Regions from separate parts of the Homo sapiens genome. Here all the other regions are linked to region 1. Evidence: chromatin loops called from intact Hi-C (ENCODE). Cell type or tissue: PC-3. All regions are shown on one strand.

Region 1 (2,500 bases):
CAAGGATGGCAATCAGTTGTTCATCCAGTCCGTTTTTCCGAACATTGCTAGATGCTGAGACAGCAGAGTCATGAACAAAACAGTCACAGTCCCACTCAAAAACTGTTTGAGTTTCCAAGAAGAAAAGACATTGAAGAACTACACAGGTAAGGCTCGATGTCTAACTGGTCCCAGGGGTGGGAAGGCTTTGTGTGGGAGTGACCTTGAAGGTGCAGGTGAAGGAAGAGACGAGCAACAGGGTGAGGAGTGGGGAGGGAGGGCTCCATGGAGAGACCAAGCCTGGACAGAGCTCAGGGGAGTGAGAGGGGGTGTGGGACCCTCCTAGGGCAGGGTGAGGCTTCTGAAGTTGGCTATAATGGCAACTCAAAAGCTACTAGGGCTGGGGTGGTTCACCAGATTTGCATGTTCCAAATCACTCTGGCTATTGCATGGGAAGTGGTTGAAAAGAAGCAGGAGTAGATTGAGAGGTCCAGACGGGAGGCTGCCGTAGCCGTCCAGGGGAGAGCTGCAAGCAGCCAACAAAGAGAACAGATTCGGAATCTGCTGACGGTGCCGTGTCTGCGTGACTAGGTGCTTGCTCAGTGTGGGAAAGGAGGGGGAGCCAGCTCTGGGGGGAAGATGGCGTTAGTGTTGGTCATGTTGACGCGGGAATGATTGCCAGGCAGCCAACTACTAGGTGGCAACTAGGTGTCAGCTGGGAGTCAGAGGAAAGGATTCTAGCTGGAGGCTGTGTGGGGGTTGTCCACATATATGGGTGGCACTTACAGCCTTAGGAGTAGATGGTGTGATTAGGGGAAAGGTTTAAAGGAAGATGAAAGAGGGCCTGGATGATGAACTTGGGGGACTCCAACCTTTCCAAGCCAGCTGGAGGGAGTTGCTGGCCAAGGGCAGCCTAGCAGACAGAAAGAAAACCAGCAGTGTGCTGCACAGAAGACCAGGCTGGGACAACTTGAGAAAAGAGGGAATGTGATCTTTAGAATAAATGAAGTGAAAGAAGCAGTATACAAAATAATGCATCCATATGCTCCCACTTGGAGAGAAGACAAAAAAAAAAAAGGAATGAATGCAAATACATACATAAACATTTCTGCAGCCAGGCGCGGTGGCTCACGCCTGTAATCCCTGCACTTTGGGAGGCCAAGGCAGGTGGATCATTTGAGGTCAGGAGTTCGAGACCAGCCTGGCCAACATGGTGAAAACCCATCTCTACTAAAAATACAAAAATTAGCCTGGTGTGGTGGCAGGGGCCTGTGATCCCAGCTACTCTGGAGGCTGAGGCACGAGAATCGCATGAACCCAGGAGGCAGAGATTGCAGTGAGCCGAGATTGCACCGAGCCAAGATTGCACCACTGCACTCCAGCCTGGGTAATAGAGACAGACTCAGTCTCAAAAAAAAAAAAAAAAAAAAAAATCTGCAAGAATGTGCACAGGACTCCCTCTGGAGAGGGTCATTGACAATACATGCAACTGCCAATTAATGGCATCCTTTTTGTTCTGGTTGAGTGTTTAAATGATATGCAGGTATTACTTTTTCAAGTTAATTAAAGGTAAGAGATTAAGGCTCAATTTCACTGCTATCCAAAAGTTAACCCTGTGGCTGCTGTTCCGAGGTTTTGGAAGATCAGGCCCCTAAGGCGGGTTGGGTCAGCCTCAAGGTGAAGGTGTTTGGAAGAGCAGTTTGGCGGCAGCTGGAGAGAGAAGCCAGGTGGGGCAGATGCGAGTCTGAGTGGGAGGTGAGAAGGTGGAGATGATCTGTGTAGACAGCCTTTTTGAGTAGCTTAGTGGTGGAGAGGAGGGAAACTGAAGGCGTTTGAGGAGTGAGGAGACCCGACCGAGCTGTCCCTGGAAGCTGGATGGGGTCATCATTACTGTCATCTTGTGGGCCAGTCATGAGAGACCTTGTCACATACATAGGCTTCCCTCGTCCCCTGGGAAGCTGGTTGACTTATCAACAGGAGAAGGAAGTCGGCTCTGCATCATTTGTTCTTTTTTTTTTTTTTTATACTTTAAGTTCTGGGTTACATGTGCAGAACGTATAGGTTTGTTACATAGGTATACACGTGCCATGGTGGTTTGCTGCACCCATCAACCCGTCACCTACATTAGGTATTTCTCCTAATGCTGTCCTTCCCCTAACCCCCGACCCTCTGACAGGCCCCGGTGTGTGATGTTCCCCTTCCTGTGTCCATGTGTTCTCATTGTTCACCTCCCACTTATAAGTGAGAACATGCGGTGTTTGGTTTTCTGTTCCTGTGTAAGTTTGCTGAGAATGATGGTTTCCAGCTTCATCCATGTCCCTGCAACGAACATGAACTCATCCTTTTTATGGCTGCATAGTATTCCATGGTGTACATGTGCCACATTTTCTCTATCCAGTCTACTGTTGATGGGCATTTGGGTCGCACCATTTGTTCTTAAGGACTCCTCACTTCCTATTTTCAGCTCCTCTCTCCTGGGGTTCAGAAATCATTCCACAGTAGCTGCTAGTTTGTTTTAGAA
Region 2 (2,500 bases), 310 kb before region 1:
ATGATATAAAATTCAAAGGACTTATTGCTACAACAGTTTGGTCCACTCAGGAAGTTCACCAAACACTCACCTCTTCTCTGCTCTGCTCTGGAAAATAACCATAACTGTGACACCGATGTTCTCACTCCACCGTCTAAACATGCTTCAAGACCAACATCTAGACATCTTCTCAACTGTCTGCCCTCCGTACTCAAAACCTAGATTTATAATCTATCCCAACCATTAATCTGTGCTTTTCTGGTTCCTCATTCTATGCTCTTGTTCTCCTCTGCAGATCTCTTACCTCACAATTTCTAGCCTAAATCTTCCCTCTATAGAAATCAACCTAGCTTCTTTCATGTATGTTGAAACTTCAAGGGAAGTTTCAGATGAGGGAAATGTTATCCACCAAAACCCTACAGTTGGTATAAAGAGTATTTTAAAGTGAAAACATTTAAGCTAAAGAAGATGCAAAAAGAAATCTTAGCCGAACTTCCGTTATGTGACTCTAGCAGAGTCTCCAGAGAAAACCCTTCTGTTAACCCCCCCGAAAGGGAGTTTCCTGTGGATTCAGCTGCTGTGGAGATAGCCCAGTTCCTGCCCAGCTCCCATGGCATTAAAAAACCCAATGGAACCTTCCATACCTTCTCACTGAAGCCCTTAAGTAAACCTTTTGTTAAGTTTGATATATAAATCTTTTATTTCTGGCTATTCAGGAAGTAATTTATCCTTGAGATCTCCCACATGTACTCATAAATAAACTTTGTCTTCTCTCCAGTTAAACTGTTATCAGTTAATTTGCAGGCCCCAAAACATCTGCACCTAAGTTGGAATAAGAAAAGTTTTTCTCCCAACATAATCATTTCTTCTCATTTTCCAGAAGCATGTCACATCAATCCTTCACTATTCCAATAGACATAATAATAGAAAATATATCAACACAGGCAAAGAATGTCAGAAAATGGGAAATTTCCTTTAGGCAAAAATTCAATTTTCTAAGTGAGTCAGTAGGTGGCACCAAAGAAGAAAGAAGTACATCTCCATAAATGCACAGATCACTCTGAGTCCTGAAAATCCAATAAAAGTTACCCCTATAGATGGTCTGTGCTGTTTTATCCTTAAATGTCCTACTTTAGCACAGGTTTCTACTGAAAACTGCCTCAAGATCTCTTTGAAAGGAAATAAAAAATCACAAATAAAAATAACACTTAGAAAACACTTGGAAAAAAAATTTCACATATTACTGCCAAAACCTGATTCTGGACATCCACCTTTCTGGGTTAGATGCAAATTACATCATATTCAAAAAATATGGGCTGCTCACAGCAGCTCATGCCTGTATAATCCCAGCACTTTGGGAGGCTGAGGCAGAAAGATCGCTGGAGGCCAAGAGTCTGAGACCAGCCTGAGCAACATAGAGAGACCCCATCTCTACCAAAAAAATTTTTTTAATTAGATGGATGTGGTGATGCATGCCTGTAGTCTCTGAGGTGGGAGGATCTCTTGAGCCCAGGAGTTCAAAGCTGCTGTGAGTATGACTACACCACTGCGGTCCATCCTGGGTGACAAAGTGAGACCCTGTCTCAAAAAAAAAAAAAAGGAAAAAAGAAACATGGGTTCTTCTCAGATGTGATCCACTGAGGCAGAAGCAAGAGGATCAGCACAGAGAAATCTGTTCTTAAGTGAGAGGAATAGGTGCATTTTGTCTGACCCTGAACCTTTTTGGCATTTCAAATGGCAGGGCAGGGACTTCTACCATTAACCTGTATATATATATATACATGATTAAAAAAAGAAAAAAAGACATTTCCCCTATTTGAATGGTAATCTTTCCAAAGATTCTAAGCCAAAAGGGGACTGAGCTCTAGTAACCTCATAGAAAGGCTTTTTTGTTGTTGTTTCTTAATAAAAATATTTAGCTTCCCGGCTACTCCAGAGGCTGAGGCAGGAGGATCACTTGAGCCCAGGAGTTCAAGGCGGCCAGCCTGGGCGACATAGCAAGATCCCATTTCAAAAAAAAAAAAAATCAGCAATGTCGAGAAAGAATGGTCCCTTAAATTCTTAAAGATACCTCACAAATGCATCTTGCCATTCTTCCTCATCCCAAATCAACATCAAAGCAGCACATCATCCAAGATACAGTTACTAAATTCATTTAGCTATATTAATTAAAATAAGGAGAGATGTTCCTCCTCTGCAGACACTGATAATACCCACATGGCTAAGGCAGCACTTCTCCCCAAGTCCTCCTCTCTAACAAGGTGTGAGCTGTAGGCCTCCACTTACCCTGGCAAATTCCATGGGTTTAGGAAGAAGGCACATGACCATGACATCGAAGCGAACATCACATACGGTCTTCAGCCATTTGGTGACAAACTGAGGCTTCAGCTTTTCCACCAGACTTCCCACTTCATCATCCATCATATACGCAGTGGAGTGAAACCACTGAAACACCATGGCCACCAGCCGGGCCAAGCTTTCTGTAGGCGTGTTCTCACTGGGTGTGCAGAGGCTCACCTAG
Region 3 (2,500 bases), 380 kb before region 1:
GGGCTTTCCAAAAAAGAAAAAAAAATCTGCCTTTATGGGATTTGGTAACTGGCATAGACACAGCCTAACAGTACATGCACCTTATACGGTGTGAATGCAAAATACTGTACTCTACATTTGATAATGAGACACGCAACACACAGAAAAAGCTTAGAAAAGCCACTTGTCATCTCAAAAGCTCCACGAATGATTATGGACTGAAAGAGTAAACAAAGGAAAAAGAAAACAGAAAATAACATTTCCTCCTATTAAAGTAAGACTCTTCTCTGAGGCGCTTACCACGTGTAACTATTACGGATCTCATGAATCCCAGAAAGAATCTTTGACACTTATGATCCCTAATCCTACATAAACAAACCGGTCACTTTGAGTGCCTGTTGAACTTGTTTCTACGTCCTCCCTTCTACACCCATGTGGCCATTTTTAAATCCAAGATAAACCCCAAAATATGTTAATGAGGAAAGAGTTCATATGTTGCAACCCATAAAGTTTACTTAACCAATTTTCTTCTTTCGTCCTTTTGAAAGGCCAAAGCCACGTACAAAGTGGCAACAGAAAAGGCTACTAAAATGCATTTAATAGCATCATAATGAGTTTACCTACTATTCAAGTTGAATATCACTGAACTCATAATGTTTGGCCTGTATTTACATCTACCTATATGACAAATGAGGCTCAGGTGCGATTATGATTATTCAAGGTTTTTTTTAGCATAAGGGCAGTATATACATCAAGTTTTAAGGACTGACCCTGTTCTAATGCACAAAATTCTACAAGTAAATGAAACTTGAAGTAGTAAATTTTAGATGAAATAACCATACTAAACTTTTTAATTAAATAAAAATAAATGTTAATCAAAATGAATTTGTTTTTAAACCCAGTGAACTTCCACAAAGATGGGAATGCCTATCAAATTCCCATGTTTCTGGGGAAACGCAACACAATAATCTGTTTTACTTCTCTATTTCCTTTTTGGAAAAATATCCTTTGAAAAATGCAGTTTTTCCAACCAATAGTTACGTGACTTGCATTACATAACTTTGAAACAATTTTCAAAATGCATTGAACACTCAAGACTGAAAGACCACAAGATGGCGCCTCCCATCCAGAAAGGTTCATCAGGGTTTGGCCCAAACACTAAGCCCACGCTGAAAACATCCATAGCTTAACAGATCTCCCCAATTTGCCAGAGACTAAACCCTAAACTGGTAGACAAGATATTCTTTAGGAGGGATCTGAATGGTACCAGAACTTAAAGAACCTAGTTCTCGAGTTCCGTCTGTAGCCAAACTAGATTTTTGGAACTTTCAGCAATAACAAACAGGAACACTGGTACAATTTATACTTTTGAGGTATCTCCAGAGCAGTCCTACTAAAACAGACTCTACTAACCTCATAAAGGGTCAGTGGACACTTGGTTTTTTCCAAAGACTAGATTAAATGATGTCAATTTAAAATCTAGTCAGCCGTGACTTACACTAAAAACTAAAAATATACACCCTGGTTCTTCGTGTCTCACCTGAAAACAGGCTGCAATTTTACCCTAGCTAAAGTTGCATTCTACTGCCCCTTTTAGAAAAAGGTAGCAATAGAAAAAGTGTTGATAATGGAGATAGCTTACACCTATGCAGCAAAAATGTTTCATTTCCCTTGCCTTGAATCACTTTGTATTAAATTAAAAGTCTAGGAAAAAGCACTTCAGCAAACTTAGACTCCATTGAAACTCTATGAGCGCAAAGACCAGGGCAAACTAGAGACCTACAAAGAATGGCTCCACTGTGTGCCAACCAAGACTTATTTTATAGCCCAAAAACGAGATGCTTCTAACACGTAAGAAAAGGCTTACAAAGGCTCCTGATTCAAACAGCAGAAAATATCTTACAAAATATTATTTCTTATGATACAGGCTTTGGAAGCACATCATTTATTCCTCTTGAATGCTCAATTTCAAAGTTAAAGCAGCAACATTCATGGAAAGTTGGAAAATTAAGAAAGTGATTTTTTTTTTTACTCCAGAATGATATCTGGGAACACTCTTCTATCTCCTAAGAAAACATTGTCCAGAAATCTATTATGTATTGAAGCTAGGTTTGGGATAGAATTTAGATATGTACCTTTTTCTTTTTCGCTGTATCTGCTTATGTTACTGTTGTCACTGTACAAAGGTCCTGCCGTGGCATGGGGCTTGCAGCTATGATACTGCGCATTGAGTGTATTGACTGTTATGTGAATCAGATGCAGCAGGATCTTGCTGATATCACAGTCTCGGTATGGATACTGCCCAATGAAACGAGAGAGAAAAAGATAAATGGTTATTTTAGAGGGTAAGCTTTTCCACCTGATCTTGCTGGATACTTTTTGCAGTATCTCTTGGGGATAAATATATATATGAGAGAGAGAGAGAAGTAGAAACAAATTCTGCTCATGGCCTTATTTATTTGTTTAGTTAGAGACAGGGTCTCACTCTGTCACCCAGGTTGGAGTGCTGTGGCGTGATCAT

What was found. Hi-C counts contacts between places; a loop is a spot of excess contacts. Peaks named below come from ENCODE experiments on the same cell type or tissue, not always from the same donor. Only the 100,000 strongest peaks of a DNase experiment are listed, where the experiment ranks them.
Region 2: a loop joins it to region 1, with 7 times the contacts of the local background. A loop is called at or near these places in 26 of 110 quality-filtered maps.
Region 3: a loop joins it to region 1, with 16 times the contacts of the local background. A loop is called at or near these places in 28 of 110 quality-filtered maps.

What each region holds. Positions count from the first base shown.
Region 1 is chr14:93,233,099-93,235,598 of GRCh38, reverse strand. No RefSeq gene overlaps it. Among named protein-coding and RNA genes, the nearest start is that of UBR7, 27 kb to the right of the region's middle. In PC-3, a CTCF peak has its summit at 1,454; a DNase peak (open chromatin) is centred at 628; H3K4me3 peaks cover 470 bases; H3K27ac peaks cover 1,925 bases.
Region 2 is chr14:93,542,462-93,544,961 of GRCh38, reverse strand. It overlaps UNC79 (unc-79 subunit of NALCN channel complex), which reads right to left. Exons shown (of 52, transcript NM_001395159.1): 14 at 2,266-2,496. Among named protein-coding and RNA genes, the nearest start is that of UNC79, 110 kb to the right of the region's middle. In PC-3, a CTCF peak has its summit at 980 (motif pointing right); no DNase peak of the experiment used is centred here; H3K27me3 peaks cover 475 bases.
Region 3 is chr14:93,617,969-93,620,468 of GRCh38, reverse strand. It overlaps UNC79 (unc-79 subunit of NALCN channel complex), which reads right to left. Exons shown (of 52, transcript NM_001395159.1): 30 at 2,115-2,277. Among named protein-coding and RNA genes, the nearest start is that of PRIMA1, 170 kb to the left of the region's middle. In PC-3, a CTCF peak has its summit at 1,093 (motif pointing right); no DNase peak of the experiment used is centred here; H3K27me3 peaks cover 673 bases.